Regions from separate parts of the Mus musculus genome. Here regions 2, 3 and 4 are each linked to region 1. The links are chromatin loops, found by intact Hi-C in ENCODE. Cell type or tissue: heart. All regions are shown on one strand. Links, peaks and the distances in the headings refer to the core of each region. The heading gives the core; the rest is flanking DNA.

Region 1 (8,146 bases), core at 1,938-6,937:
GGAACAGTGTCCTTTAAATGCCAGCTCCTCAGGGGAGCCTGTCCCTGTGCTCTGACAACAATCTTGTCACTTCTCCCTCTCACAGGACCAAGCATCATAGGACTTGTCCCAGCCTCTAAGAGCGTATTATCACACTTGAAGGCTAATGAGCTTAATAGCATGTCAGCATGCCCCTGCCTCAGGGCTCTGCTGTTCTTCCTTCTTACCCCCTCAGTTGCAAGGTGGGAATGCAGGGGAAGCAGTTTGGGTGAGGTAAGTCAGGAGATATTTAGGTTGTCACAAGGTATGGGAGGGTCGACTGCTGTCACCTGCTGGGTGGCCAGAGGTACTGCTAAAATTTCACAGTGTCCAGGACAGTTCCCTTAACAGTAACATCTGCACCCAAAGGCTGCGTGAGCTGGGGAGGCTGAGAGCCTGTGCCCTGGGATCTAGGGACTCTTTTGGTTTTAAGCATCAGCTATCTACGTGTTGGTGACTTCCATGTTTCTCTTTCTGGACAAGTCCCTTGGAGTTCAGACCCTTACCCTCTAACTCCCTGCCTGAAGTCTATCCAGGATGTCTGAGACAAGGGCGCCCAGCCCCTTCAGACCTGGCTCCTGCTTCCCACTTCGGCTTCTTTTCTGGGACACTCCCCAGGCACCAGAGAAATATTCTTAACTTTTATCCTTCCATATCTCCACTCCAGAAAATTCCTCCACACAGGCCCACAGGACCACTTCCTATCTCTGTACGGCTCACATCCTGGCCCTGTCTTCTCTCGCCTTGGAAGGGTCTCTTCATTGCTGCTCCATCCTCTACAGTCTACTTTACCTCAGCAGCCAGAATGAGCTTTTCATATGCTCTAACCTTTGCTGTCTACACACTGGTCCAGCATGGGCTAATACAGTGGTCCAGCATAGGCTACCTTTCTGCCTATAATGTTTCAGCCACACCAGTCTCTTGGTTGGGGCTCGCACACCGCAGATGCAATGTCTCAGGACCTTTGTGCTGGCTGTTTCCTCTTCCTGGAACATTCTGCCTCCAGACGGCTGCATAGCCTACCTTCTCACTTCCTGTAGTGCTCTGCATTAATGGCCCTTTGCAACAAAGCCTTCCCTGGACAGAGGATATGAATACCCTCACACGCATTCACATCCTTCAAACTCCACGGCCCCTTTAAGAGTAAAGAGTTTTGTGTTAGGCTGGCTCTTGTTACTATGTGACCTGCTAGGCAGTCACTTCTTAAGGTAATGGCTGCCTTCCCTTGCTAGAAGGTAAGCAGAGGGCATGCCTGCCTTAGTCTTGATATTCCCGTCTGTACTGGCACAGTGCTTGGCACAAAGCAAATGTTACCATAGATTCACTGAGAGAAAGCAGGCTCAGAAGCTAAGCAGCTCAGCCAGTGAGACCTTAGCTCTCCCCTCCCTGTGGACAATCGGCTCCTCCCAGGCCACCTCCTACCTAATTCCCCTAAAGGAAAAGTAGGGATGTTTGGGGTGAGGATACAGACCCAGAGCCACAAAAGACCTTGAGGTTTTGGGGTGATGTCTGAATGGGCAGAGGCATCCAAGTTCTCAGAACTATAGGTGAGATGGGCTTCGGCCTGCTGTGAGTTTGCCTCGGGTGGCCCCACCCTCTACAAGGCAGAGGTCACACCTGCCCCGCCCCGCCCCTGCTGCTTCGAGGATGCCAACAGAGCAGCTTCCAACCGCTGGCTCCAGAGGTCACATCTGTAGGTCCCAGCAGAAGAACCAGGTTGGGAAGAGCGAGTGTTCACTCACCCTAGTGGGGACCCCTCCACAGCCCCACGGGCTCCCGCCAGCCAGGCCACTCACTCTGCCACTCGGTGATGGAGATCATGCTTCAGTCCACGGGGGGGCCTTCCTGGTCAGCTGGCTAGTGGAGAGCCCAGAGGACCGAGCCTGAGCATGTTCCAGGGTGGCTGACCCTTGGCAACAGGGACAGAGCCGCAGGTAAATCATTAACTCTCACCCTCCCACATTCCCCACACAAATGGCTACTTAAAGGTACAGACCTGTTCTGAAACTAACATTCACAAAGTTCTTGCTGGCCCACCTCCTCTGAACAACGTGGGAATGGAAAGGCAAGGGTCTGGGCACAGCTGGTTTTCTCGGAGAGGTGGAATGGCGCCCCGGCCCTTCGGATTTTATTTTTATTTTTTTTAAGACTATCTCTCCTGCCTAGACTGGAACTCACTATGAAGACCAGGCTGGCCTTGAACTCACAGAGATCCACTTGCCTTTGCCACCCCAGTGCTGAGATTCAAGTCATGTGTCACCACACCCAGCTTTAAAATGTGCTGGTTATTTATTTATTTATTTTGGTTTTTCGAGACAGGGTTTCTCTGTGTAGCCCTGGCTGTCCTGGAACTCACTCTGTAGACCAGGCTGGCCTTGAACTCAGAAATCCCACTGTCTCTGCCTCCCAAATGCTGGGATTAAAGGCGTGTGCCACCATGCCCGGCCTATATATTTATTTTGTTGTTTTGTGCTAGCACACGTGAGAGATACTAGGGGCACAGACTCATGAGTAAAACTTATATCAGACCTAAGGGGAGTCAGATTTATATAAACCAAGGGTGTAGGTGTCACGTGGAGTTAGGCAGCAGAGACTTCAAGTTCCTCCCTGTCCCTCATCTCACCCCGCCCCCGCAGTGCCCTGATGGGGTGGTGAGGTTGAGCAGGTGGAGAATTGTTCTCAGGAGAAGACGAGATAGATAGGGAACCTGTGTCGATCCACTGAGTAGCTAGATAGACATGGGCACATCATTCCGTGTTCTGCAAGCCTGGCGAAGAGGCAGATGGGGCCTCAGGGGCCAGCCCAGCACTGAGGACCACTTGCTGCTCCTGCAAGGGAACCCAAGAAAGGCAACCAGGAGTGGATCCCCTGATAGCATCAGACAAAGATAGAGAAACCAGGGTTTATATAAAACTTTAAGTTTAAAGGGTCAGGCCTGAAGGATAAAGGCGCTGTGAAAACTCACATAAAGCTGGAGGGAGGGATCCAACGCCACAGAATTGTCCTCTGACCTCTGCATACAACGGAACATCTTTAAAAATTAAGGGAAAATGTAAAGAGTGGAAAAATACGAAAGTTTTTAGTACTTTTTTTGAGATAAGGTCTCACTACATAGTCCTGGCTGTCCTGAGACTTGATATGTACATGAGGCCGACCTGGAACTCACAAAGATTTTTCTGAACTCTGCCTTCTGAGTGCTGGAATTACAGCATGTGCCACCATGCCTGGCTTATCATTATTCATTTTAATTATATGTATGCATGTGTGTGTGTGCACGTGCATGTGTGTGTGTGTGTGTGTGTGCAGGTACCTGTTGAACAGGAAGCTTTAGAGCTGAAGTTAGAGGTGTTGTGAGTTGTCTGACGTGGGTGCTGGAAACCAAATTCAGGTTGCGACCCTTTAATACAGCTGCTCATGTTGTGGTGAACCCCCAACCATAAAATTGTTTTGTTGGTACTTCATAACTGTTGGTTTGCTACTGTTAGGAATTGTAATGTAAATATGTGACATTCAGTATATCTGATGACCTGAGGGGGTCATGGCCCACAGGTTGATATCTGATATTTGGGATATCTGATGTATGACCCCTGAGGGGGTCATGGCCCACAGGTTGAGAGCCACTGGCTTGAGAACTCTCTTCAATGATTCTGGGGTGCTCTGCTCACCTTGGGCAGATGCTTTGCAACCAGTGTCTTTGTTTTTCAGCAACACAGTCTGACAACACTGAAAGAACTCTCGATTGCAGGAACTGTTATAAACTGCTATAATAATAATAATAATAATAATAATAATAATAATATGTGTTGCCAGTACACATATTATTTGATAATTTCGAGACTATGTCACAGTCCATTGAAGTTTCTTCACAATAATCTCACAGAGGTGCTTATGAAACTTATTCTAAAAAGCTTAAAACCCCACACAAACATTTTAGTAGTATGATGAATTGACATTGAATAAGCTTATATGAGAAGCGCTTTTTAGCTCAGGCATTGACACTCTAAAGAGCTTTGCCGAGGACCAAGGCAAGTCTTATTTTGGATGTTTGTGCTGCTCAGTGCAACAACGAAAAAGCTAGCCAGGGATTTGCTGTCCATGCTTGAACCAGCTAAAGGCTCTCTTGCAAATCTTCTAAACACCCACTAGGGGGCAGTACGACAGCCATTAAAACCGGAAAGCTCTAATGTCATGCATGAGACCTTAGGGTTTCTATTTAAAATTTCTGTACCTCAGTTTCTTAGCTAAGAATAGTACCTACCACACTGGGGCGGCGGGCATTACTGAGAAGCATATACCAGTGCATTGATCTGGGCACCCTGATTAATCATATAAGCACTAATGAGATAGTTATTGCTATTAACATTCTAGTATAGTTATATAAATTACTATCGTTGTTATTAGTCTTCTATTAATAGGCTGTTATATCTAAAAATTATGCTTTTAAACTGCTCCCAAAAGATATCAAATATCAGCTAGGAATACTCTTTTCCATCACTTCCAATGTAGCCCACCCAGGAGCAGGGACAAGAGACCTCTGAAGTGGACACTCCTGGTCTGATTTTCTAGCCACAGGAGCTGGGAGTCCACCATCCACCCTCCTGGGGAGGGACCTCCACAAGGCCAACCCGAGGAAGGAGTCTGGCCATAGAACAGCCAGACTGAACCTCAGCCTGTGGCTGCTTTCTCAACTGGCCACCATGGGAAAGAGTGATGCATGTTGTGAGCAGGAGGGGGCGCCCTAGAGGCGGCCTGGCTGGCCAGCAAGTCTTCCAGCAAAGCCTTAGCTAGAAAAGGAAGAAGCTAATTAAACATTCATCCTTCCAACCATCATGCCTGGCTCATGTCACCGTTACACTCTGCCATGATTGTAAATGAATTCAACTTTTCAAAAGTGCTTTTTCATCCCTTTTCTCTTTTTTTCTTTTCCTTTCTTTTCTTTTCCTTTCTCAAGAACTTCTTAGGAATAGACACTATCATCAGATGAAGAATCCGAGACTGCAGAACCCAGTCACTGATCCAGATATCTCTGTTTAGAACACCTCAGTTCTGGACCACATTCTAGGACTGCTCTAGGGCAGAGGTTCCCAACCTGAGGGTTGTGAGCCCTTGCAATGGTGTGTGTATGTGTGTGTGTGTGTGTGTGTGTGTGTGTGTGTGTATGTGTGTGTGTGTATGTGTAAAATGATCCTTTCACAGGGTCACCTAAGACCATCTGCATATCAGAGATTTACATTACAATTCATAACAGTAGCAAAATTACTGCTTTAGATTCTAGACTTGGAGCCTTGGGTCCTCTAGACCAGTGGTTCTCAACTTTCCTGGTGCTGTAACCCCTTAATACAGATCTTCATGTTGAGGTGATGCCCCAACTGTGGGAAGCCACATGTGCCGTTGCTGAGTGGCACTGACTACTGCTGGCCACCACGCATAAGATTGGACAAACAACCAATGTGTACATATGCAGTAAAGTTTTTTGCAAAGACACTGCCTGGCCCAGGCATGATAATGAGGTTCTGTAAGGTACTGAGAGTATAACCAATCAGATGTGAGACATGCAAATGAGGTATGATAATGAGGTTCTGTAAGGTACTGAGAGTATAACCAATCAGATGTGAGACATGCAAATGAGGCATGATAATGAGGTTCTGTAAGGTACTGAGAGAGAGTAGCCAATCAGATGAGGAACATGCAAATGAGGCTTAGTGCATAACCAATCCGGGTGTGAGACACGCCCCTCCTAGGCCTATAAAAGCAGCACCAGTTCTGGGCTCGAAGTCTTTTCGCCTCTACAATCAAGCTCTCCCAATAAACGTGTGCAGAAGGATCCTGTTGCAGCGTCGGTCTTCCTGTCCAGTTGAGCGCGCGCAAGACCCAACCACAAAATTAAATTTTCATTGTTACTTCATAACTGTAATTTTGCTAGTTATGAATTGTAATGTAAACATCTGTGTCTTCCTAAGGTTTTAGGTGACTCCTATGATAGACCCTTCGACACCTAAAAGGGTCGTGACCCCCAGGTTGAGAACTACTGCTCTCGAGTATAGCTGGACCAAGGTGTGTGACCCCGGCCAACAGGGTCTGGGACCTGCCTGACCTATCACGTCTAAGAAATAAGCAATCGTATATACAGTTCCAGAGCAGCTGTCTGCAAGGGCATACTGCAGAGGCCACATACTGGGTGATCTGAGGAGGAGTGGGTAGGGCTGCCCCTGGAGGATACCAGGCATCTTCATCCCATGAGCGGATACGCTCTTGTTTGAAGAGTCAGTGATACTGGGTGCTACTTAATGACTGCATAGCTCCCCTCAGGCACCTGGCACAGGCTCCGGTCTAATGAGGGTGCGGAGAGAGAGTCTAGAATGCTCAGGGTCTAGAATGCGACCAGCTTTCCTATGCACACCCATCTCCTCAAAGGTGCCTTCTTTTCGACCTGTTTTTTGAAAAAAAAAAAAAAAAGATGTATTTTTTATGTGCTTGTATATGTATGCAGAGGCTGGAGTGCAGCACTGAATCCCCTGCAGTTGGAGTTACGTACGAGCCATTGCGAGCCGCCTGACGTGGGTGCCGGCCAGGAACCTAGAACTCAGGAACCCAGAACTCAGGAACCCAGAACTCAGGTTCTCTGGCAGAGCAGCTCTTGCCTGTGGAGCTTCCGGTTTTGAATTGTTTTGTCGTTTAAGGTTTATTTTTATTTCAGTATATGAGTATTTTGAGTATGTGCCAGCACTGCAGGCTTGCCTGGTGCCCTCAGAGGTTAGGACACCGGATTTTCTTGAACTGGAGTTAGAGATGGATGGTTGTGAGCTGCCTTGTGGGTTCTGGAAGCCGAACCTGGGTCCTCTGCAAGTGCTCCTAACTCCCCAGTTGTGCAGGTTTGAGTAGGAATGGCCCCCATAGACCGCATCTGTTTGAATACCTGGCTCCTAGGGAGTGGTAGGAGGTCTGGCCTTGTTAGAGTAGGTATGGCCTTATTGGAGAAAGAGTGTCGCTGTGTAGATGAGCTTTGAGGTCTCATATGATCTTGATGAGGTCTTATCAAGCTGTGACCTGATTGCTGTGCTGGGATCACAGGTGTGTGGAGCACAATCTTCCTCTGCTGCCTTTCAGGCTAAGATGTAGAACTCTCAGCTACCTCCCTAGCACCATGTCTGCCCGCTGCCACCACGCTTTCTGCCATGATGATAATGGACTAAACCTCTGAAGCTGTAAGCTAGCACTAAAATAAACGTTTTCCTTTCTAAGAGCTGCCATGGCCATGTTGTCTCTTCCCTGCAATAAAAACCAACTCTAGATCCTCCTGCCTCAGCTTTCCAAGTGCTGTTATGATAGGCATGTGCTACCTGCTGTAAGCCCTTGGTTCACAGCTCTCCTGGGGATGTCACCAAGATATATGATAAGAAGAGCTCTTGCTGTAGAGATGCAGACAGGGTGTGACATTAAAGGGAACAGTTTGCTATTTATTTTATTAATATGAGTACACTGTAGCTGTCTTCAGACACACAAAACAGGGCATTAGATCCCATTATAGATGGTTGTGAGCCACCATGTGGTTGCTGGGTATTGAACTCAGGACCTCTGGAAGAACAGTCAGTGCTCTTAACCACTGAGCCATCTCTCCAGCCTGTTTGTTTTTGAGACACGGTCTCTATGTAACCCAAGTTGGCCTGGAATGTTCAGTCCTCCTGCTTCTGCTCCCATGTGTTGGGATCACAGACGTGTGCCATGCCCAACTTTATATGGCTTCTTGAACCATTCCTCATAATAAGACTTCCAACGGAGAAGGTCTCTCAGAGTCCTTCACACTCAGCTTAGCCTAGGTGAGAAATGAGGTGGCCCTTTCGGTCGCCCACCCACCACCCACACACCTTCATGCCCCAAATCAGCCACAGAGCTGTCAATTACTGCGTAGTAATTGACAAAGTTAAGATTTTTTTTCTTCTTCTATGTTCCTATCCATCAACATCAGAGGCAAATCAAGGAAGGTATCACCTGATGCTGCTATTAGCCAACTTTAATTTGTGACAACTACCCTGGCTCCAGGCTGAGGACACCCTCTCTACGTCAAGTTCTGAATACTTGTTTTGGAGAGAAGTTGAGGGGCACAGTTGAGGTAGTGACAGAGAAGAGC
Region 2 (8,146 bases), core at 2,100-7,099, 82 kb after region 1:
TGTGTACCCTCAAGTGGCTGAGATCTTTAATGTGCCGTTCTTGCATCGCTTTTGTTTTGTGCCCCTCCTCCCCCTCCAGCTAGTCTGAACAGCCCATAGTATCTGCCAGAAGCTCCGGGTTCAGGCTTTACCATATCACCATTCCAGAAACCTTGCAGAGAGGGGACTCTCTGGCACCTGGGCTTGACCTCTGGGACCAGAGCCCTATGCAACCTCAGACAAGATCACCACACTTCTCTGTGCCCAAGGAGAGCTTATGGTCTGCTACATACTCCTTCAACATAACAACCTGCCTAATATAGAAATTTCTTGAACTAGAAGAGCCTAATTTGTGCTTCTGAGAAAGGACCAAAAAATGTACCTCAGAAAAAGAGAATCCAGTTCAATTTCCAGGGTGGTTCCAACTTAATCTCCCCCCAATGCTTCTGCACCTACAAGTCTACACACATGTTCAGAGAAACCACAAGCCTGAGGGTCTGGTAACTGGGGACCTGCCTGGGGAATCCCACATATTTTTCAGACTCTCAGGTCTAAATCCTCAGAAGGGGAATGATTCTGATGCTCTAAGGCCTCTGGGAGCCTCCGATTTGGAAGAGTAACCATCTATAGTTGAGCGCTCAGGAGAAGCCAAGACTTCAGGCACTAGAAATTGAACATTGTAAATGTCCCTTCCCTAGCCACATAAAGAGATGTTTATAAATGACTGATACTAGGTACCAAGACTCCCAAGTGCAAAACAGACCTTGTGTACCGCTCCCAAAATATACTCCACAAATCCCCTCTGTGGTTTCCGAGGGCAGATGATATCATCATTTCTAAAAGACGACTCTGGACAGGAGCTACAAGCCCCAGCCCAGCAGCTGGAAAGGAGTCTCCATTGGAGTCATCCAGGACACGGAAGAGGAAGTAAGAGCTGACCCCTGGCCAGTGGCCTTGTTTTGGAGAGGAAACCTCCTTTATCTTGGGAACTGCAGGGAAGCCAAAACTCAGTTTGAACTCCCTGGGCGTGAGGGCTGCAGAGAAAGGGGCCAGGATGGGATCAGAAACTGAGCCTGCAGGAGGCTGCCCGAAGGAGGCCTTAGCAGAGGATCCGCTTAGAGAAAATGCTGGAAGCAAAATCTGTGGACTACATGGGCCAGTAAAACTTCAAATATTGAAATCTGAGGAACCAATGTAAGGCTGCCAAGCTTTTGGTTTTTGCCAAATAAGGAAATCATAAAGCCCAATACCATCTCTCCTCACTGTCCACCATGAAAAGACAGGAAGCTGTAACCTCAGGATATTGTAACACATCTCGCATCACAAGAGAAGTCCTTCACACGAAATACAGTTTGCTTTCAAAAAGAAGAGGAGGAAGAGGAAAAAGAGGAGAAGGAGGAGAAGAAGGAGAGGAAAAGGAAGAAAGGGAGGAAGGAAAGGAAAGGAAGAAGGAAGGAAGAAAGAAAGAGAAAAAGAAAAATACATTCTCTTTGCTTTTCTTAATTCATCTTATCTGCCATAAGCCAAAACTTGAAACCTTGGGACTCAAAGGGCAGATGACCTCTCTATGACTGTTTTTAATTTGAGCATAAGAGTTAAGAAAAAAGATCCTAAACTTTGGAGATTTTGGCCTCCCTTGGTGCTGGCCATGGGTGGGGGTGGAAACCACAAGCATGTTAGCTTAGCCTCTGGGAAGATACCACTGCCAACTACAGAGCACCAGGAAGGGTTTGGTAACTTTATGATTTAATGTTCACCGAGGCTCCCTCTCCACCCTGGATCCCCATGCTTCTATGAGACTCTAATTTTATTGTCCTCTTTACATTTTAAATAATTCAAGTTGAAGACAGAAAGACAATTTGGCTGAGGTGATAAATAATACCTGAGATATTCAGTAGGCTGTGGGCGTGGCTGTGAGCACCCCATCAGCAAGACACAGTTGGAGGCCACAGAGTAGGGCTTCTCCACCCAAAGGAGTGTTTTCTACATTTGGCTGGGGTGGGGGTGGGGGTTGGGGTGAACCAGCAGAGGGAGGCACATAAAGAACGGAGCTGACTGACCAGAGGGACGTGCACCAGGACCAGCACGTGATTAGGAACTGGGTTAGGAACTGGATCATGAGTTTGCTGCTTCTTCCCACCGACTCACAGAGGGCAGCCTCTCTCAGCTCCTTCTTCATCTGCACCGGGGGAATAGGTGCTCCCTGCATTATTACAGGGAGCCCCATGAGGGTCAGAGTCGGCTCCCTTCCACCTTTACCCATCCTGTACCTGATGCAGTGCCAAGAGAGGGAGAGCTGAGAATGCATGTCCCGCACTGGCAAGGACAGCAGATGAACACACATTGCTGATGTCCCGCACGGGCTAGGACAGCAGAGTAGACACACATTGCTGTGGCTCTGAGCTGGAATACTGATACAACCAATGATTGTTGCTGCTGCCTGTGGGCCAGAACCCTACACGGAGGCTTCTACCAAGCAGTCAATACTGGAAATTCTATTTAGAAGAAGCTGGTGACATAAATGAGAAATATTTTCTTTAAATTCCCACAATTTAAAAAATAACCACACCACACAAACTGCTAATTACACTGTTACTGAGGGGCAGTGTGCTTGGCCCATCCTATCCCCACCCCAAGGCACTGAGTTCCTGTTTTTGCCAAATTCACACTGCCTATCACACACTCAAACACTGATTTCCTCAAAGGCAGCAGGCAACCCTGGTTTTCTCTTCCAGATTACATCTCCACAGGGAGCCGAGAACTCCTGGGCGGTTGCAACTTTAGAACATCCCCCAGCACCCCCTGATATTCATTTCCAACCACTCCAGGTCTGTCTCTAGCTCTTCTAATGCATATCTCATCACCCCTAAATCTACTTTTCAAATCCAACCTCCATGTTCTCGCTGAGCCCCATTCATCCTGGCCCACCCACCATCCCAGCCAGATCCCGGCTAAATCCTGTCTCACAGCATGTGCTGCCCACAAGGCCAGTTACAGCTCAAATGGGCCCTGGCAGCAAACCAAAGCCGCCTGCCCATCAACCTCTCTTAGGTAGTCTGCCGAGTTCTGCCTCTTGCGGCTTGATAACACGCAAACCCAGAACAGCATTCAGCCAGCCTCACCCTCCGCCTCTAATCACTTTCCCGTCCAAATATCCATATCCAGGCATAATGCCAGCCCCACCCACCTAAGGCATTGGCCTCCCTCCTGCCCTGCACTGAGAATAAAGTGCTCCTGGCATTTGTCTCTCACAGCTCTGACTCTCCCTGCTGATTCAAAGTAACTGTACATGGAGATCGTGCCGGAAGCCACTGGTTAGTTTAGCTACACCAGAAGGGAGCCAAGTGCCTGCCACACCAAAGCTCTCCCAGAGACATGAGTTCACTGGACACTCCACTACAGACCCACCTCTGTAAGGCCTCTCTCTGATCCCTTACTCCGAGTACATCGATATCCATATTTCATTCCAAAAATGAGATAGCTCCATGGGAGGCCCCAAGGTCGAGGGATCCAGGATCGTATTTGTTAGGAGAAAAGTGGGGACACCTGAAAGGGAGAGGGGGTAAGGGAGAATGGACACCCCTTTACGGTGACATAGTCCTCTCTGATGTTCCCTGGAAGGTTTGGGTAGCCCCAGTCCTTCCTAGCTAACACTTCCAAGCTCCCTAATTTTACCTTTTATGCTGAGAGTTAGAGCCCAGCTGAGAGACGCAGAGCACTCGCTGACTGAGAAGAGGAGAAGCAGCACTCCTGTTGCAAGAAATGTGCCCATGGTGGCAGCTGTGACAGCTGCCTCGGCTTCAGCTCCCATGAGAAAGAGAAGGAGCTTGGGATGAAGAATTTTCCCCAGCCTTCAGGCAAGGCTCTCGCATCAGAGCTCTTGCTCTCCCCTCCCTCCGGTGTTAACTGAAGAAACACTGGCTGAAAACCCAAGAGAAGAACTCTGAAAAGGTGATATGTGGAGTCTGGAGCTGCAGGTTGGCTGGGTCCTACATAACCTAGCAGGGCCCTGCTCCCCAGCCTGCCGCCTACTGCCCACCTTGCCTTCCGGTGCTCCTGGCTTGCTCCCTAGTAGCAGACAGCCCCCTAGCTGCAGTAGCTCCTGAAAGCAAGCCCAGCCAACTGAGCAAGCACACAGACAGTCCTGCCAGGAGCTGTCTACCGCTTTCTCAACCCCAATCCCCACCAGCAGTTCAGGTCCTGGTACCAAAGTGGTCACAGCCATAACAATGCAGGCCAAACTCCCAGCTTAGGAGCAAAGATTTTGAGATTTGTTTTTTAAATCATTCTGGTAGAAGATGTGGGTCTGACATACAGAAGTTTTAAAATACACCTTTCTCTCCTCTCCTTTTCCAATGTTCTGCATAGCACCCTCAGAGGGCCACCCCCTTCCCTTATTTTGGCACAGACAACCCAATCAGGAAACATGAGAATGGCAAAAGATGGTAGCAGTCATGGTGACAAATGTAGAAGCCAGAAATGGAATGGCCTGGCAAAGCTGGAGAGGGACTGCCAGCCCGACTTGGCATCCTTGGTTGGCAGAAGGGAAAGAGAAAGCTTTAAAGCCCAATACTCTTACTTGCTGACTTTGGGGAATGGTCCCTTGACTTCTGAGTCTAAATGTCTTCATCTGTAAAATGATGTTAAGGATGCTACCTCAGGGTACCGGTTCAATAAGAGAAGGTGTTGCAGGCAGGAGGTGTACATCAGACACTCAGCAGGTATCCACTGTCCCTCCCCATCACAATGCCACACCCGACTTTATTGCTTTTCTTCTGACTCAGGAGAGACCAGTCAACAGCCTTACTATTTACTGTTCCCTCAAGGCTTGGTTTCCTGTTTCTCTGTCCACTTTCTGACATCCAGCCTGGTGACCTCTGGAGTGGCCCTGGCCCAGTCGGCACAATGCAATGCTTCATTTCTGCTGAGGGAAATATTTGATCTGTAGGCCAAGGTGACAGACTCAGGTGGCTGACCTCCTTGCCACTGTCTCTCATGGGCTCCATTTTCAGGCTCCACGCTTGATCTCCAGGAGCACAACTTCCTATTCAGCATTTCCAGGGCAGCCAGGCTTCTCCTTAAACTTAGCCTCTCTAAAGTCAAATGAAGCTTACCCACCCTCTGACAATGGTTGATATGGCATGGTCTCCAAGAGATAGTGAGTGGAAGGTGAAGTGAATTTAGCATTCTACTATTTGAATTCAAATAATGGGGTGAGTGAATGGAGACCCCAAGAACTTGTGCATACTGAATAAATGTCCTACCAATGAGCTTCATCCCCAATACTGGGTTAAAAATGATTATGACTACTGAGATGGCTAGAACTGAAGTCAACAAATGTTAGGTTAAAGGGTAGATGTCAACCTCCAGGGCACAGAGTCTCCATTGCACCATATCAGCTTTCCCAGGGTAGGGAGAGCAGCAGCAGACAGAAATGGGACAGCATGGGAGTGTCCACAAAAGTCTCACTAAGACCTGAATTTCAGGTAGTTTTTATGTGTACAAAATAGTGTTCAGGGGCTAGAGACATGCATGGCTCAGTGGTTAAGAGCCCTGGCTGCTCTTGTAGAGGACCAGGGTTCATTTCCCAGCACCCACAGAGCTGCTGACAAAATGATAATCTGGTTTTGGTGGGTTTCCAGGTATTTAAAATATAAACACCACTGTTACCTTACAGAGCACACAAAATTAGATAGTAGGCTGTGTTTAGCTCACAATCATACTTAGCTGACCCACTCCTTAACTTAGTGCATCTTCTGTATCCTAGGAAGAGCATAGTATGCACAGGTAATGAAGGCCATTCTAAGGGGACTGGGGTAGATCTGAGGTAGGCAAAAGGGAGGTTTGTTATGGAATAATCTCTCTCTCCCTCTCTCTCTCTCTCTCTCTCTCTCTCTCTCTCTCACACACACACACACACACACACACACACACACACACACACACCCAGCACCCACATGAAACACTGGGCATTGGTGACACCAAACTGTAACCCTAACGCTGGCATGGTAGGAACTGGTAGCTCCCAGGGATTTGCTGCTCACTCTGAGCAGCCTGGATGGGAAGTCCCAAGTTCATTAAAAAGCCTTTTCCCAGTAATAATAATAATAATAATAATAATAATAATAACAATAACAATAAAGAGAAGTGACTAAAGACTACACAGGACAATGACCTCTGCCCCCCATGCACTCACACAAGTGAGCATGCCTGCATGCACACCTGCACAAATACACTCAACACACACATTTAATTGAATAAAACTGAATATTATGCCTTTTCCTGCTTCCCAACATGAAAGCAGTCAGACTACACTGTTGGTGGGATCACTTGTTTCCTCGTCTCCCTCCCTCCACTCCCTTTGTTTGCCAAGCCCCCCTTCCCACCCCAAGACAGAGTTCCTGAGCTTGGAAGAGGCGAACAGCAGGCAGGCCTTTTGCAGGTTCTGTCCTCTGGAGGCATCCATTCCCTCCTGGCTTGGGGGAAAACGGGCCAAAAGCCATCCAGACCCAAAATGCTCACATCTCGGCCACCAGAGGAGGACAAGTGTGGCCTGTCCCTGGCTCAGCTGCCTGCCTTCAGCCTGAGCAGGAGCCGAGTTGCAGGGCTCACAGCAGGTTGCAGCCCTCAGGAGAACAGGGAGCAGGGTTGGGGGTCTTCTGTCCAGAGTCCCACCCGGTCCTATTCCTCGGCAAATGCACTGAAGAGTGCTTAGATTGGCACAAAAGAAAAGCGAATGGACGTGCAGGCAGCCCCAAGCCATGAGGAGCAAATCACCAGCATATGTCCTTTAGTGTGTGTGTCCTCTCAGGGGCTTGGAAACATTTCCAAGCAGAGCCCTTCAGTCACTTCCAAACTCAGCTTCAACTCCTGGGTGCTCCTGGCTGTCTGGGCAACTGGAGCTCTAGGTCCCCAATGATGGAGTGTGGCTGAAGTTCCCATGGGCTCCCTCTCCACACTGCTTCACAAAGATGGCTGCACCCACCATGGCTGTCCCCACCACAGTGCACAGTGGCCTGTCAGACCCAGCACTTTCCAGCTCACCTGGCTTAGGGACTCTGTGGACACTGGGATGTCCTGCCAGTTTCCCAAGAGGGGAGATCTTAGCCTGGGGTTTGGAGTGCACACATTAAACCTCCTGCTTCTTCCTCTCTTCTATCATTAACAAGAGGGCTGTAGGACCAGAGGAATCACCAATGCTCTGCCTGCGAGACACTTGCTCTCGGGTGGCTGTCCTAGGGAACGCCCTGTACTACCCACACTTTGTCTGTGGGTATCTTCTGGGAGCTGTGGTCATTAGCCGGGAGAGCTGTGTGGGTGTCTAATTAAGCAATCAACGGCAAATGCAAAACCGGTTCAAGCTGCCTGCTGACAGGCACCCAGGAGCCTCTCACAGACAGCTCCCTCTCCCCCGGCTTCCTGGAAAGGTCCCTGTTGTTTGCCTGACTGCAGAGAAGTGTCCCTAGCTGCCCTCCTACTATCCACTGGCACAGACTTCACACTCCCACAGGGTGCAATTTCTGCAGCTCACAGTATTAATCGGGCTCCTAGAAATGTGGGCCTGGCAACCCTCCTAGGTGGGCAAGTGAAGGGGTCCAGAGAAACAGCCTTGTGGGAGGCTGCTTCCTTGTCTGGCCTTTCTCCATGGCTCCAGGGCCATGTCTGGCCACTCTGGCATGTTAGAGTGAGGACATGTGGGTGTGCTCAAGACCATGATGAGATAGCGGGAGTGGGCAGCAGCTGTCCCTTCTAACTGAGACAACTGGGGAGAGCACCTGGCTCACCCTGTCCTATTTCACCTTTTAAATGGAATGCCCCATCTACTCTGGGAGCCATCGAAGAGGGGAAGAGAGGGAGGGTCCCTGTAAAGAGAAGTTTTCTTTTTTCTTTTTTTTTTTTTTTAAGAGTCTGAGGTCTCCCGAATCCTATCCAACACTTGTCCAGGAAATAAGGAGGGGAAATAGTCTGTGAGCAAAACCACAGGGGGACATGGGAAAGACTAGACTGGCTCTACCTACCGGGTCACCACTGCCCCTAGCTTAAGTCAATCAAAGCAATGAACAGATACCTGCCACTGTCCTGTAGCAACACATATCCTAAGCAAGGAGTGAGATGTATCCAACCCCTTAACCTCATGCCCTGGGCTCTCCCTGGGCCACATCCCATC
Region 3 (8,146 bases), core at 1,030-6,029, 270 kb after region 1:
ATCCAGGCAGGCAGAACTTCCAGTTGAAGGAATGACCACATCCTATCCCCCTCACCGCCCCCCCCCCCACACACACATACACACACAAAAGAAGACGGTATTTAAAAAGGCAACGCAGGTGTGATCAGAGGTTTGTAGATTAGAAGCTTATCTTGGATTATCCAGCAAGGCCCAGTCTAATCACTCCTGCCCTTAAAACTGACAGTCCTTCCCAGAGATGCCCAGGATGATGGAAGGAAGGGTAGAAGAATGAATGTGGATGGCTTTCGGGTTGTAGCTGGACGTCCCCTGGAGGTGAGGAAAAGACAAAAAACAGAAGAAACACAGCCTTGTGACAGACACCCAGGCTTCAGTCCAGAGACTTGGGTGGACTTCTAACCTACTGAACTGTAAGGTCAGACATTTGTTTTGAAGTAGGGGGTTTTGTTTTTTAGACAAACTCTGATGTAGCTCTGCTCTATAGCTGAGGGTGGCCTTGAACTCCAGACCCTCCTACCTCTACCTCCCAACTGCTGAGATTACACCTATTGCACACCACACTCGGCTCCCTAGCAGTTGGCTTGGCAGTACTAGGTACTGGACATATTATGTCATGCGTGAGAGGCAACAATCTACCATTGAACTATAGCCCTAGTCCTAGCTCTGTATGCTTTGAAGTCCACTTAACTGAGGGGTAAAGGGGATTTGTTATGGAGGCAATAATAAATATTCTATTTAATAATATTTAACTGGAATCTTCTTTACAGCACCTCCATGTTTGTTTGTTTGATGGTTTGAGACAGGGACCCTCAGAGGCAAGGAACTTTGCTTGAAACTAGCTGGCCCGTGACCTCTGGAGCATCTCCACCATCCGCCCATTTTGCAGTCTCCAGGATTACAAGGGCACCACAACGCTGGACATTTTTATCGTAGATTCTGAGGATCTGAGCTTAGGTTCTCAAGCTTTCAAAGCCAAGTACTTTATGAACTGAGCTATATCTTGGATTCTCTTGTCTTCTATTCTCCATTTCTCTCTCTCTCTTTCTCTCGGGGAGGGTAATTTTGTTGTTTTTGTTGAAAGAGAGGGTTTTTTAAACAATCCTTCCCCCACTGCCTCTTTTTTTTTTTTTTTCAAGACAGGGTTTCTCTGTGTAGCCCTGGCTGTCCTGGAACTCACTCTGTAGACCAGGCTGGCCTCAAACTCAGAAATCCGCCTGCCTCTGCTGGGATTAAAGGCGTGCACCACCACGCCCAGCACACCCCCACCGCCTCTTGAGTGCAGCAATTACAGGCCTGCACTGCTACAGTTGGCTCCATTGAAGACTTCTTGAAATGTCTTTTTATCACTATTTTATGTGTCTGAGTGTTTTGGCTGCATGTTTGTTTGTGTACAGAATGCATTCTCGTTGCCTGTAGAGGCCAGAGGAGGAGGATAGATTTCCTAGATCTGTAAGTTCAGGTGGTTGTAAGTCACTTTGTGGTGCTGAGAATCAAACCCAGGTCTTCTGGAAGAGCAGTCAGTATTCTGAACTGTGGCGCCATCTTTTTGACCCCCTAGTCTTTTTTAAGGCATGCAACTTTTTCATTTGTTGTAAATGGCTTCAGGGCCAGACACTAAACTGTGGGTTTAGAAGGCTAGAGTACTATTATTAGCAATGCAGGAGAGGCCAGATTGACACACCTGTAATCACAGCCTTAGGAGGCAGAGGCAGGAGGATTGCTGTACCTTTGAGGTCAGCAGATCAGCTGGGGAATTCCAAGCCAGCCTTCTCATTACATCATTATTCCTGACAGCCACATACCCGCCTTAAGGGGTCCATTAATAAATGAGCGTGTAAGGAAAACATGACTGATCCTTATCTAGTGCAGAATACTCTTCAGTTTTAAGAATGAAGGAAACTGCCTATCAGTGGTGGCACATACCTTTAATCTCAGCAGAGTCAGGTGGATCTCTGAGTTCGAGGCCAGCCTGGTCTACAAAGTGAGTTCCAGGACAGCCAGAGCTACACCAAGAAACCTAAAATAATAATAATAATAATAATAATAATAATAAAGTCTCATTTGTATCTGCACTAATGAACATAGGGGGAAATCACACTCCATGTGTTAAGTCAGATAAAGAGATACAGACAGTATATGATTTAACTTCTGTGGAATTCAGACAGTTAGACTGACAGAAGCAGTTGGGGGCTGAGGTTGTGCTGGTAGGGGAGTGACAGGTTATTATTCAGAGGAAAGAAACTTTGAGCTTTGAATTTGGGGGACTCTGATGTACAGCATAGTGATGGTAGTTAATGGTGATGTATTGATCTCACATTCTAACTCCCCCACACACCACTAAAAGAACTGGTGGGAACTGGGCACACACATTAATTCTGGCAAAGTGTGAGGCGTGTAGGAGGAATATAAATTTGACACCAGCCGGTGCTACACAATGAGACCCTGTCTTTTTAAACATGTATTTAGTTGTGTATGTGACTGCTCTGTCTTGTAAGACAGAAGAGGGTATCAGGATCTCATTGTGGATGGTTGTAAGCCACGGTGTGGTTGCTGGGAATTGAACCTCTAGAAGAGCAGCCAGTGACTTTGACGCTGAGCCATCTCTCCAGGCTCTAGTGAACCCTATCTTTAAAAAAAAAAAAAAAAAAAATTCGAGCTGGGTGTGGTGGCGCAAGCCTTTGATCCTAACACTCGGGAGGCAGAGGCAGGCGGATTTCTGAGTTCGAGGCCAGCCTGGTCTACAAAGTGAGTTCCAGGACAGCCAGGGGTACACAGAGAAGCCCTGTCTCGAAAAAGAAGAAAAAAAAAAAAAAAAAAAAAAAAAAAAAAAAACAACAACAACAACAACAACAAAAAACACTCAAAATAGCAGCAGTCTGAAAATAATTAGTGGGTGAAATTAAGCCTGTGACACCTACAGAAGGCCCACCTGGGCTTGGCATCGAACACTGGAAATCTCAGAACTCCAGGGAGGAGGAAGGGGGATGAAGAGTTTAAGGCTAGACTGGGATACATAGACATCTCAAAACTCATAATAAACAAGGGCTAGACAGAGAGAGGGATGGCTCAGCCATTGAGCACCTGCTGCTCTTTCGGAGGAGTTGGTTCAGTTGCTGGACCCACAGCAGGTGGCCCAAGAAACTCCAGTTCCAGAGGTTCAGCACCCTCTTCTGGCCGCCACAGGCGTGTTCATCACACAGTGACAAGACAGACAGGCACGCATACACATACATTCAAAAATAAAATAAATAAAACAACAGCAGCCCCAGAGAACTAGATGCTCCATGTGCAGAATTTGTGAGTTTAGCCTGCCCTCTAGTGGACACATTAAATCCAGCAGTCATGCAAGAAACAGTTTCAAGAAGCAGGCAAGATGTTTGGTTCTAGGTAAGGCAAGGTGTGAGACGACACCTGTGATGGTGTTTCCACACAACATACACGCAAAGCAGAGACATTTATTGCTGCCTCAGATGGGCCCTGCTGTGTTAATTTCCTCCTCCTCCTCCTCCTCCTCCTCCTCCTCTTCCTCCTCCTCTTCTTCTTCCTCTTCTGAGACAGGGTTTTTCTATGGATCCCTGGCTGTACTGGAACTAACTCAGTAGACCATGCTGGCCTCCAACTCAGAAATCCACCTGCCTCTGCCTCCTGAGTGCTGGTAACAAAGGTGTGCTCTACCACTGGCAGGCCAAACGTCTCATAAGAGCAACGTTGTCCTCCTTAGCCTGCCCCAAGCCTGGCCACAGTCTCCCCATTTCCCTTCACTTCTGCCAGCGAGTGTGGCATGTGCTCTCCAAGTTCCTTTCAGATTTGCTGTGTTCCTCCTGGCCACCCTGCTCAGTGAGCAGTTCACTGGTTGGCCAATCTCATTTAATCAGTTTAACTTGAAACATCTGGCTTTATCATCCAGCTGTGACAAGGCCTTTGTGGGAGGAAACCATGAAGGTCTCTTTATTCCTGTTTCTCTCAGGCATCCTGAACAAGCACTGTTTCCCTTCCCATAAAATGTGGTGTGCAAGGTGTAGTATTCCACAATTTTAATCCCAGCCCTCTGGGGGCAGAAGCAGGCAGATTTCTGGGAGTTTGAGGCTAGCCATAATCTACATAGCAGCAGGTTCCAGGCCACCCAGGGCTACAAAAATCCGGGAGTGTGATTCATCCCACACCTCGAACAAAGAGACAGAGAAACATTTTTCTTGCTTGAGATATATAACTTGCTCAAGAAATAGGTCCAAGTAATTAAATAGATAGATATTTGTTTAGCTCATTACAGTTTCTTCCATATGGCTGACAACTGCTTCAGCTCCACTCTGATAATGTAGTTTTCTTATTGAAAACTCTAGTCCCGTCCATTTTATAAATCATACTTGTCAGGGTCCGGGGTCACCCCACAAACCACATGTATCTCAATCAGATGGGGATAGTTTATTGAGCATTCACCCCGGACTGACTGATCAGGACCACAGAGCAGACTCCAAAGCTGACCACAACCTTGATCCAGAATCCTACTGAGCTTTTAAGCCTGACATCCACAAACATCTGTGCCAAGTTATTCCACCAATTAGAATTCACGGATAGGGGGTGTGATGGTTTGTATATCCTTGGACCAGGGAGTGGCACCATCTGAAGGTGTGGCCTTGTTGGAATAGGTGTGACCTGGTTGGAATGGGTGTGTCATTGTGGGTGTGGGTATAAGATCCTCACCCTAGTTGCCTGGAAGTCAGTCTTCCACTAGCAGCCTTTGGATGAAGACATAGAACTCTCAGCTCCTCCTGTGCCATGCCTGCCTGGATACTGCCATGCTCCCACCTTGATGATAATGGACTGAACCTCTGAACCTGTAAGCCAGCCCCAATTAAGTATTTTTTTTATAAGACTTGTCTTGGTCATGGTGTCTGTTCACAGCAGTAAAACCCTAACTAAGACAGGGGGTTTCCTTAGGAACAAGTCTGTGATGGTTTGAATATGCTTAGCCCAGGGAATGACTCTATTAGGAGGTGTGGCCTTGTTGGAGTAGGTGTGGCCTTGTTGGAGTAAGTATGTCATTGTGGGCATGGACTTTGAGACCCTGATCCTAGCTCTCTGGAAGCCAATCTTCTTCTGTTTGCCTTTGGAACAAGATATAGAACTCTCGTTTCCTCCAATGCCATGCTCCCACCTTGACGGCAATGGACTGAACCTCTGAACCTGTAAGCCAGCCCCAATTAAATGTTGTCCTTATAGGAGTTGCCTTGGTCATGGTGTCTGTTCACAGCAGTAAAACCCTAACTAAGACAGATATGAATATTAGATAAGGCAAGTCTCCTGCCACAGTTGAATACCCCAAACAATGGGAACAGGAGAAGTGTACAACAAAGAGATGTTCCTAAGCAAACCCCCTATCCTTAAATCCTGAATGGTGAAACAACTTGGCACAGATGTTTGTGGATTTGGGGCTTAAAAATCCTGTAGGACCTTAACTCAGGGTCTTGGTTCAGTTCCTGAATCTGGACCATAGCCCTGGTTGACTAGGCCTGGGGTGTATGTTCAATATTGTCTGACTGAGACCAGTGTTTGTGTGGCTTATGAGGCGATTCCTGGACTCCAACACAAAACATAACAGAATATGCAATCAACTCAGGCATCAGAAAGTTTTCTAGTAACCGTAGTAACAGCACATGATAAAGTTTATTCGTAACAGTAATAACAGCATAAAATGGCTGGCTAGACCAGGCAGCAGTTAGTTACCCAGGCCTTAACAATACCCTATTGCTCTTCAGGTCCTGCATTTATTTGCTGTTTGCATATGTTTAAAGATTTGTTTAGTTGTGTGTGTGTGTGTTTGCCTGTGCTCCAGGTGCCTGCAGGAAGGAGTCCTGAGGAAAACAGATGTTATTAGTCCCCTGGAATTGGAGTTACAGGCAGTTGTGAGCTGCCTGCTGTGTGAGTTCCCTGTGTCCTGTGCAAGAGCTGATGTGCTCATAGCTACCTAGTCATCTCTTCAGCCCCCAACTGTTTCCTGTTTCCTTCCTTCCTTTCCCTCTGTGTAGCCCTGGCTGTCCTGGAACTCACTCTGTAGACCAGGCTGGCTTCAAACTCAGTCTCCCGAGTGCTGGGATTAAATGTGTACACCATCACTTTAATGGTGTTAAAACAGGCTTGTGTTTAACCCACTGCACCATCTGACCAGCTGTCCTTGTACATTTTGGGCTTGCTCCCTCAGATTTAATTTGCAATGGAAAATGTAATAGAATAATAAAAACTTGCATTTGGAGGGTGTGCTGGCTGGTTATACATAACTTTGATACAACCCAGAGTCATTCAAGAAAATGGAACTTCAGTTGAGAAAATGCTTTTACTATATTGACCTGTGGACAAGCCTGTGGTGTGTTTTCTTGATTGATGACTGATGTGGGAAGGCCCAGCTCACTGTGGGCAGGACTAGGCTAGTGGTCCTGGATGCTATAGGAAATCAGGCTGAGCCAGGCAGTGGTGGCACATGCCTTTAATCCCAGCACTTGTGAGGCAGAGGCAGGTGGATTTCTGAGTTTGAGGCCAGCCTGGTCTACAAAGTGAGTTCCAGGACAGACAGGCTATACAGAGAAACCCTGTCAAAAAACAAAACAAAACAACCAAAAAGAACCCAAACAAGGGGCTGGAGAGATGGCTCAGCGGTTAGGAGAACTGACTGCTCTTCTGAAGGTCCTGAGTTCTATTCCCAGCAAACACATGATGGCTCACAACCATCTGTAATGAGATCTGATGCCCTCTTCTGGTGTGTGTCTGAAAATAGCTATGGTGTACTTGTATAAATAATAAATAAATAATATTTTAAAAAAACAAACAAACAAAAAAAGAAATCCGGCTGAAGCTGGTCAGTGGTGGTACTTGACTTTAATCCCAGCAGAGGCAGGCCAGCCTCTGAGTTTCATGCAGGCCTGGTCTACAGAGTGAGTTCTAGGACAGCTGGCACCAAACACAGAGAAACCCTGTCTCTAAAAAAGAAGGACGAGGAGGAGAAAGAGGAAGAGGAGGAAGAGGAGAAGGAGGAAGAAGAGGAAAAGAAAGAAAAAGAAAGTAGGTTGAGCAAGTCAAGTCAGAAAGAAACACTCCTACAAAGTTTCTGCATCAGCTCCTGCCCTGGCTGACTTCCTGCCCTGACATCCCAGTGATGTGGAGCGCTAAGCAGAAATAAATCTCTCCCCCCAACCCCCAGTTGTGTGTGATCATGGTTTTTATCATAGCAATGAAACCATAACTAAGGCAGACTAATCCCCTGATGTGTGTACAGACCTGACAATTTCCTCATGTATGTAGAGACCTGACTAATCCTCTCACATGTGTGCAGACCCAGGCCTATTTGGGATCCCTTAGCTGGTCTGGTCATTGTTCTTAAAGAACCACACAGTTCTAGGAAAAGAACATTTCTCCAACCAAGGCTAAGCTATTTTGCAGTTCTTTGTGTTTCGGAGGCTCAAGTATTCAGCAACCAAGGAGAAATCCTATCTCAGTGTTTGGGCTTTCATAATTCTGTACTCTATGCAGCAGAACTCGGTAGATCTGGAGACTGACTATATCTTTAAGGTTTATTTTAGCTTTAATTCTCTATATATGTTTATGTTTGTGTGTGTGTGTGTGTGTGTGTGTGTGTGTCATGTGGGCCCCTGTGGAGTTCAGGAGGGCATGCTCACAGGGTAGACTAGGCTGGCCTTCAACTCACAGAGATCCTCCTGCAGTCTGCTACTCTTAGGTGTAGAAATCTTGCTTTGAAAGGATTCATCTTGGGATGCTGAAAGGAGAGGAGAAGAAAAACTCAAGATGTAAAAAGTTTAAACTCAGCCGGGCGTGGTGGCGCACGCCTTTAATCCCAGCACTCGGGAGGCAGAGAGATTTCTGAGTTCCAGGACAGCCAGGGCTACACAGAGAAACCCTGTCTAGAAAACAAACAAACAAACAAACAAACAAAAAACAACAACAACAACAACAAAAAAGTTTAAACTCCCTTTCTTAGGATCTAGACTCAGACCCACCTTTTTCTTTACTTCTATTTTCGTGAAATATTAGACCATCAAATCTGGCACCCGCAAGGCAGAGGCAGGTGGATTTCTGAGTTCGAGGCCAGCCTGGTTCACAAAGTGAGTTCCAGGACAGCCAGGGCTATACAGAGAAACCCTGTCTCGAAAAAAACCAA
Region 4 (8,146 bases), core at 1,976-6,975, 160 kb after region 1:
GCATGCACCGCAGGGGGCTCACAGCTGCCACACACCACACTCATACACATACACACATCACCACCACCGCTACCACTACCAATACCACCACCAACAACAACAACAACCACCACCCCATGTGTTAAAAAAATTCATCTTTTTTTATTATTATTATTATTATATGTGAGTACACTGAAGCTGTCTTCAGACACACCAGAAAAGGGCATTAGATCTCATTACAGATGGTTGTGAGCCGCCATGTGGTTGCTGGGATTTGAACTCAGAACCTCCGGATGATCAGTCAGTGCTCTTAACTGCTGAGCCATCTCTCCAGCCCAAAAATTCATCTTTTTAAATTAATTTTTTTATTGTATTGCATTGGTGTTTTGCCTTCACGCATGTGTGAGGGTATCAGGTCTTGGAGTTACAGACACTTGTGAGCTGCCATGTGGACTCTGGGATTTGAACCTGGGTCCTCTGGGAGAGCAGTCAGTACTCAACCTCTGAGCCATCTCTCCAATCCCAATAAATCTTTAATTTAAAAAAAAAAAAAAAACACTGCATATGTAGCTGAGGATAGCCCTCAATGGGAGGAGAGGCCCTTGGTCCTGTGAAGGCTCTATGACCCAGTATAGGGGAATGCCAGGGCCAGGAAGCAGGCCTGGTGTGCAGGGGGAAGGAAGAGGGGACAGGGGGGTTTTGGAGGAGAAACCAGGAAAGTGGACATTTGAAATGTAAATAAAGTAAATATCTAATTTAAAAACAAAGCAAAAAAGCCCCAGCCACAACCAAATCCCCCCAAAACAATAAGACACACACTTGAGGAAATACCTGTCCAAAAAATATCATGGGGGGGGGCTGGTGAGATGGCTTAGTGGGTAAGAGCACCCGACTGCTCTTCCAAAGGTCCGGAGTTCAAATCCCAGCAACCACATGGTGGCTCACAACCATCCGTAACGCGATCTGACTCCCCCTTCTGGAGTGTCTGAAGACAGCTACAGTGTACTTACATATAATAAATAATATAAAAAAAAAGAGAGGGAAGGGGATAGGGGATTTTTTTGGAGGGGAAACTAGGAAAGGGGATGACATTTGAAATGTAAATAAAGAAAATATCTAGTAAAAAAAAAAACTTCAAAAAAACTCCAAAAAAAAAACTTCAAAAAATATCAAGAGAGTTACATTTAGAAAATATTTTTTAAAGATTCTTTTTTAATTTATTTTTTTACGTGAGTACACCATTGCTGTCCTAAGACACACCAGAAGAAGACATCAGATCTCATTGCAGATGGTTGTGAGCCACCATGTGGTTGCTGGGAATTGAACACAGGTCCTCTGGAAGAGCAGTCAGTGCTCTTAACCACTAAGCCATCTTCTAGCCTCTCTAGAAAATATTTTTAAGACTTACTTTTATTATTTTTAACTGTGTGTATGTGTGGGTTTGTGCGTTTGTGCACATACATGAAGATGTTCTTGGTGGTCAGAAGCACTGTATACCCTTGGGGCTGGAGTTGCAGTTGTGAATCATCAATGTGGCGTGCTAAGAACCAGACACAGGTCCTCCAGCAAGAGCTTTCCGTGCTCTTAATTGTGAAGCCATCTCTCGAACCCACAGAATGCATTTTTAAAAAACTGCTTATAAACCTGATGTCTTAGGGTTTTACTGCTGTGAAGAGACACCGTGACCATGGCAACTCTTATAGAGGCAAACATTTAACCGGGGCTGGCTTACAGTTCAGAGGTTCAGTCCATTATCATCATGGCATGAGGCCTGGCAACATGCAGGCACACATGATGCTAGAAGAGCTGAGAGTTCTACATCCTGATCCAAAGGCAGCCAGGAGGAGATTGTGTACCACACTAGATGTAGCTTAAATATATATGGCCTCGAAGCCCACCTATAGGGTGACACACTTCCTCCAACAAGGCCACAGCTCTTAGTAGTGCCACTCCCTATGGCCAAGGATTCAAACATGAGTCTATAGGAGCTGTTCCTATTCAAACCACCATGCCTGGTATGGTGGCACAGCCTGTAATCTCTGTTCTTGTCGGGTGGGAGGAAGAGTGAGGGTCAAGTTCAAGGTCATGTTTGACTATGTAGTGAGTGGAGACTAACTTGGGCAACATGAACTCTGTCTCAAAATCTAAAAAAATTAGGGGCTGAAGAGATGGCTTGGCAGTTAAGTACACTGGCTCCTTTTCCAGAGGACCCAGGTTCAATTCTCAGCACCCCCATGGCAGCTCATAACCATTCCCAGGGGACCTGATGCCCTCTTCTGGTCTCTTTGGGCACTGTACACACACGGTGCAGGCAAACATGCAAGCAAAAGACCTATAAACACAAAATAAATAAATGTAGAGTAGCCGTGGCTACCTTGAAGGTGGCCAGTGTGTCTGGCTTAAAGTTCACCCGGGCTGTGGACCAGATTGTGAAGGAGGGCCATGACAAGACTATTCTTGCCGTGTCAGAGGTTCCAAGGATGCCTGAGGGAGAGCTGGTGTCCAGACTGCATGGAAGCTGAGCTGCTCATGGGAGAGGGGCTGAAGCATGTTACCAAAGAACGCGTGATCACCTACTGCCAAGTGCAAGACTAATCTTATTGGAAAGACCCAAGAAATGACTTCGGACAAAAACCGAAATTAACTACAGTGCCTACACTACTTAAATATGGTGGAATTGAGGAATTCCTTAATTAATGGAATCTGAGACCCTTCAGACCAATCTTGGGAGGTTATAGTCTCCAAGGATTAAGACGTGATGATGGCAATTGTGTCTTCATTTCCTGCTTTGCTCTGGTATAAAAGAAACCACATACTGGCTGGACAGTGGTGACACATGTCTTTAATCCCAGCACTTGGGAGGCAGAGGCAGGTAGATTTCTGAGTTCATGGCCAGCCTGATCTACAGAGTGAGTTCCAGGACAGCCAGGGCTATACAAAATAAAAAACAGTCTCAAAAAAATAAACAAACAAAAAAACTAACAACAACAAATATCAGTGTACATCTAAACAATAAAGAATTAAAATATAACAAATGGATGAGTTATAAAACGTTTTAAAATAAAAACCCAAGCAGACAAACAACTGTCCAAATCTGGAGGTTGGAGCTGGGGTTAGACACGAAAGAGCAAGAGGGGAATTTTGACTGTGGTAGTGTTTACACAGCTACTGTTACAACGCAACTTGGCATGAGGGCTGTTTGGTTGTAGGAGACTCTCAGGAACCCTTTGGGCATAGAGATGACATCATCACCAGGAAACCTTTAGAGGAAAAATGAAACCTGATCAAGAGAGGCAAACCTTCCAGGGGCCCTGAAGCGGTCTGTGCGGAGTGGGAGGGTAGGAAGGGGCACTAGTGGACTAATTCCTCATCCACCTGGGCCAAGGTAGAAAATGAATTGCAGGAGCACACAGTTGCCCCCCAGTCCCGGATTCCCCAGCAGGATTTGCCTCTATAAAAAGCATCCTCGATGGGCGTGGTGGCACAAGCCTTTAATCCCAGCACTTGGGAGGCAGAGGCAGGCAGATTTTTGAGTTCAAGGCCAGCCTGGTCTACAAAGTGAGTTCCAGGACAGCCAGGACTATACAGAGAAACCTGTCTCAAACAAAACAAAACAAAACAAAACAAAACAAAACAAACAAAAAAAGCATCCTCCTTCAGGCAATGTTGGGTACACCCCACCCCTACCAACCCTCCACTCCCATGGCCCCACCTCTCACCAACTGAGAGGTCACTCTTGGAAAGTTATCTTGGAGAAGGAACTCTACTTAAAGGTGACTGTCTACCCCCCCCCCATTAACCCCCATCCCCCACCCACCCACACCCTGCACGCTCCCCCGCACCGTCTTCTCAAAAAAAAAAAAAAAAAAAAAAAAAAGATCAGAAGTACAAGAAAAAGAAACCTTTTATGCAAATTCCCAGACAAAGGAAAGTGCCCATCCTCTTTCTGAAGTCAAATCAAACAAACCAAGAGAGATGCATTGGGTGATACTGCAGGAAGTCGCCTGGGTCACTGCAGGTACAGGGAAATCATATGCAAACACGCGGAGGACTGACTCAGGGACACAGAATGGAAGGACGTAGAGCAGCATTTCATCTACATCTGACTTTGGCTCATTTGGGGCCAATACCAACCCACCAAAGTACAGCCTTAAGTCTGCTTGGCCTTGGCTGTGTAGTTGCCACGGGGCGGGGTGTGTGTGTGTGTGTGTGTGTGTGCGCATGTGTGTGTGCGCACAATCAAATGGCTCGTGTTTTTCCTCCTCGCAGGCCAGTCATGTGTACAACTCCCTTGGAACCACTGCCCCAGGGTGGAATGCGCACAGGAGGCAAGTACTATAGCTGGAAAACTCTAGAAACTGTCCGAGCCCCTTCACTCATTTGCTGTGTTTAGCAGGAAGAACACCCTCGTTTATTTGTGTTCAAATATAAACTTTGGGTTTCTAATAAGGACCAGCCCCACTTCCGGGTAGTCACCTCAAGAAGGTGGAGTCAGGCTTGAATGGGCAGGCAAGCCAGAGCCAGGCAGGGGTTGTTCAATAAGGAAGGAGACCTTCCAAGGGAGCAATTGCCATTAGACTGTCAGTAACCACCGGCCCATCCGTCACTCTGACCTGGTGAGTCAGCGCCATCTTGTGGATTCAGAGGAGCATTGCTGGGAATCCAAAGTCAATGTTAGCAGTCTCCAGGGTGATATAGTCTTTTCATACATCGTATTAATTCTGGAAAAGAAAAGCCCCCACTGATTTGTTCACGTTTGAATTCATAAATTAACAGGAACCCTATCAGTGACATTTAAATTAATTGATGTTGTGTCCCTGGCCACACTGAGTTTTATAATTACATTCTACAAATTAAACCTTACTGTAGCTTTTCTCCAAGGACCTTTAAGTTCTATGTCTATTTCCATCCCCAGTTGTGGCCTGTCTGATTCTAAACAGACATTGCTGTGTCGACCACATTGCAGTAAGGGCTAAATGAGAGGTGACGTGAAGACAATGAACATACTCAACACATAGTTATCGACAAGAAGCCCCCAGGCACACTTCTGTATACCCGCTCACGCCAACCACTACTCTCAAGAAGTTTGCTGATAGGTGGAGGAGTGGCCAAGAAACAACTAGAAATGTTGACAAGGTGAGGTCAGAGAAAGCTGTAATTTTAATTGGTAATATGAGAAGGAGGGCAAGGAACGGAGAATAAATAAGGCCCTCAAGTGTTTCTTAAAAGTGATATTTGAGAGCCAGAGGGTAATTTTCTCCTGGGGTGTGTGTGTGTGTGCACGTGTGTGAGCATGTGTATGATGTTGTTTTGATTGTTTTGAGACTGGTCACTCTTGGCTGCAGAGTGACTTCAGTAGTCTCCCTGTGTCACAGCTTCCCCATACTGTGACAATAGGAGTCAGCCACCAGGCCTGGCTATTGAAATTTGCTTAAAACAAAACCAAAGACCCGGGCGTGGTGGTGCTCGCCTTTAATCCCAGCACTCAGGAGGCAGAGGCAGGCGGATTTCTGAGTTAGAGGCCAGCCTGGTCTACAGAGTGAGTTCCAGGACAGCCAGGGCTATACAAAGAAACCCTGTCTCGAAAAAAAAAACAAAACAAAAACAAAACTGGCAAGGCATGCCTTTAATCCCAGTATGTGTGGAGCAGAGGCAGGTAGATCTCTAAGTCTGAGACCAACCTGGTCTATAGAATGAGTTCCAAGCCTGGAAGCCCCACTACACATTGAGAAATTGTCTCGAAAACAAAACCAAGGGGCTGGAGAGATGGCTCAGCAGTTAAGAGCACTGACTGCTCTTCCGAAGGTCTTGAGTTCAAATCCCAGCAACCACATGGTGGCTCACAACCACCCATAATGAGATCTGACACCCTCTTCTGGTGTGTCTGAAGACAACAAGAGTGTGTATTAAGATATAATAATAAAATAAATCTAAAAAACAAAAAATCAAAGCTGGAGAGTTGGCCCCTGAGTTAATAGATCTGGGTTCTTCCAGAGGACCTGGGTTCAATTCTCAGCTCCCACCTGTCAGTTAACAACTATCTATAACTCCAGTTCTAGAGGGGATCTCCTTTTAGCCTCCTCAGGCACTACACACACATGTCCACAGACATACATGCAGAAATACATCTTTTTTTTTTGTTTTGTTTTTTTTTTGGTTTGGTTTGGTTTGGTTTGGTTTTTCGAGACAGGGTTTCTCTGTGTAGCCCTGGCTGTCCTGGAACTCTGTAGACCAGGCTGGCTTCAAACTCAAAATCTGCCTGCCTCTGCCTCCTGAGTGCTGGGATTAAAAGCATGTGCCACCACCGCCGGGCACACAAATACATCTTAAATAAAATAATTAATTTAAAAAAACATTATGGAAGCCAGCCTGACTACGCATAGTAGTGTACACTTTTAATCCCAGCACTCAGGAGGCAAAGGGTCTCTGAATTTGAAGCTAGCCTGGTCTACATAGTGAGTTCCTAGTCAATTAGTGTTACAGAGTGAGATTTTGTCTTTTTGTCTTTTTTTATTTATTATTATTATTATTTTGTTTGTTTTTGTTTTTGTTTTTTGTTTTGTTTTTAGAGAAAGGGTTTCTCTATATAGCCCTGGCTGTCCTGGAACTCACTCTGTAGACCAGGCTGGCCTCTAACTCAGAAATCCGCCTGCCTCTGCCTCCTGAGTGCTGGGATTAAAGGCATGCGCCACCATGCCTGCCTCCCCCCCCCCTTTTTTTAAAGAGCCTTGGGTCTATATATTAAGTTCCAGACCTTGTATTAAAAAAGTATTTGTCTTTTGAAAAGTTGATTTTATTTTTTGGTGTGTACATGCTCTGCCTACACCTGTGTACTGCATGCATTCAGCGCCCTCAGAGGCCACAAGAGGCCATCAAATCATAAACTCTCCCTCTCCCCTTCTCCCTCCCCCTTCTCTGTCTCTCTGTCTCTCTGTCTCTGTCTATCTCTGTCTCTCTCTCCTCTTTCTCACACATGCACATACAACACACAACATTCATATCCTGGAGACAGGGTTTCTCTGTATATTCCTGGCTGTTCTAGAACTCTCTCTGCCGTCTCTCTAGTCTGGCACGTCAAAAGAGAAATTTTTTTTAGACTATATATCCCCATAAGTCTTTTGAAAAATTCTTCTGGGACTACTTCAGTTTTGGCTTGAGCCCCATTAAGTAGTCAGCAGCAACCCCTGACTCTACAGACACTCTGGTAATCCTGAACACCTTCGGGATACTTCTGCAGGTGAATCGGGCCCCAGCGTGCCAAACGCTAGAAAATAGTAGTGAAAATGTCACCAGGCATGGTGGCTTAATGTCCTTGTTAGGTTTTTTTTTTTTTTTTTTTTTTTTTTTTTTTGACAACTTGACACAAGCTAGTCATCTGGAAAACAGTATCTCAACTGGGAAAGTGCCCCCACTAGATGGCCTGGAGGCAGGTGTGTGGTACATTTTCTTGATTGATTATTCATGTATTTATTTATTGTACTTTTTTTTTTTTTTTTTGGTTTTTTGGTTTTTTGAGACAGGGTTTCTCTGTGTAGCACTGGCTGTCCTGGAACTCACTCTGTAGACCAGGCTGGCCTTGAACTCAGAAATCCACCTACCTCTGCCTCCTGAGTGCTGGGATTAAAGGCGTGTGCCACCACGCCCAGCCTGTACTTTAATTCTTACGTCCTGGACAGGTAGTCCTCAGAAAGCAAACTGAGCAAGCCAAGGAGAGCAAGCCATGGAGAGCAAGCCAGTAAGCAGTGACTTCAGTGGTAGCCACTTCAGTGCCTGCCTTCAGGTTCCTGCCCCAAGTTACCTCAGTGACAGCCGCTGATGTGGAAGTACACGTCTAGGAAACCCTTTCTCCCCATTTGGTCATAGTGTTAGAAAGCAAATCAAAGGGCTGGAGCCTTAACACTGGCTGCTCTTCAAGAGGACCCAGACTCAACTCCGAGTGTCCACATGGCAGCTCACAACTGCCTGTAACTCCAGTTCCAGAGATCCAACACCCTCATACAGCCAGGTATACATGCAGGCAAAACACCTACGCATAGAAAATAAATAGTTAGAAAGTAAACAGTCAGGGGCTGGTGAGATGGCTCAGTGGTTAAGAGCACTGACTGCTCTTCCAGAGGCCCTGAGTTCAATTCCCAGCAACCACATGGTGGCTCACCACCATCTATAA

The links. Hi-C counts contacts between places; a loop is a spot of excess contacts. Peaks named below come from ENCODE experiments on the same cell type or tissue, not always from the same donor. Only the 100,000 strongest peaks of a DNase experiment are listed, where the experiment ranks them.
Region 2: it touches region 1 in a loop (8-fold over the local background); 9 of 42 quality-filtered maps call a loop at or near these places.
Region 3: a loop joins it to region 1, with 2.1 times the contacts of the local background. A loop is called at or near these places in 15 of 42 quality-filtered maps.
Region 4: a loop joins it to region 1, with 7 times the contacts of the local background. A loop is called at or near these places in 7 of 42 quality-filtered maps.

Annotation. Positions count from the first base shown.
Region 1 is chr1:133,303,580-133,311,725 of GRCm38, reverse strand. It overlaps Golt1a (golgi transport 1A), which reads right to left and starts at 1,903. Exons shown (of 5, transcript NM_026680.4): 1 at 1,815-1,903. The coding sequence starts at 1,839. In heart, for the core only: CTCF peaks have their summits at 4,141 (motif pointing right) and 4,750 (motif pointing right); a DNase peak (open chromatin) is centred at 4,625; H3K27ac peaks cover 263 bases.
Region 2 is chr1:133,222,079-133,230,224 of GRCm38, reverse strand. It overlaps a transcript of Plekha6 not described here. Among named protein-coding and RNA genes, the nearest start is that of Gm51648, 12 kb to the right of the region's middle. In heart, for the core only: a CTCF peak has its summit at 4,062; DNase peaks (open chromatin) are centred at 2,164, 3,084, 4,044 and 6,932; H3K4me3 peaks cover 1,196 bases; H3K27ac peaks cover 3,727 bases.
Region 3 is chr1:133,034,744-133,042,889 of GRCm38, reverse strand. It overlaps Gm41953 (a long non-coding RNA gene), which reads right to left. Exons shown (of 3, transcript XR_878532.1): 3 at 7,020-7,744. Among named protein-coding and RNA genes, the nearest start is that of n-TKctt25, 4.4 kb to the right of the region's middle. In heart, for the core only: a CTCF peak has its summit at 3,293 (motif pointing left); a DNase peak (open chromatin) is centred at 3,219.
Region 4 is chr1:133,142,612-133,150,757 of GRCm38, reverse strand. No RefSeq gene overlaps it. Among named protein-coding and RNA genes, the nearest start is that of Ppp1r15b, 16 kb to the right of the region's middle. In heart, for the core only: a CTCF peak has its summit at 4,625 (motif pointing left); no DNase peak of the experiment used is centred there.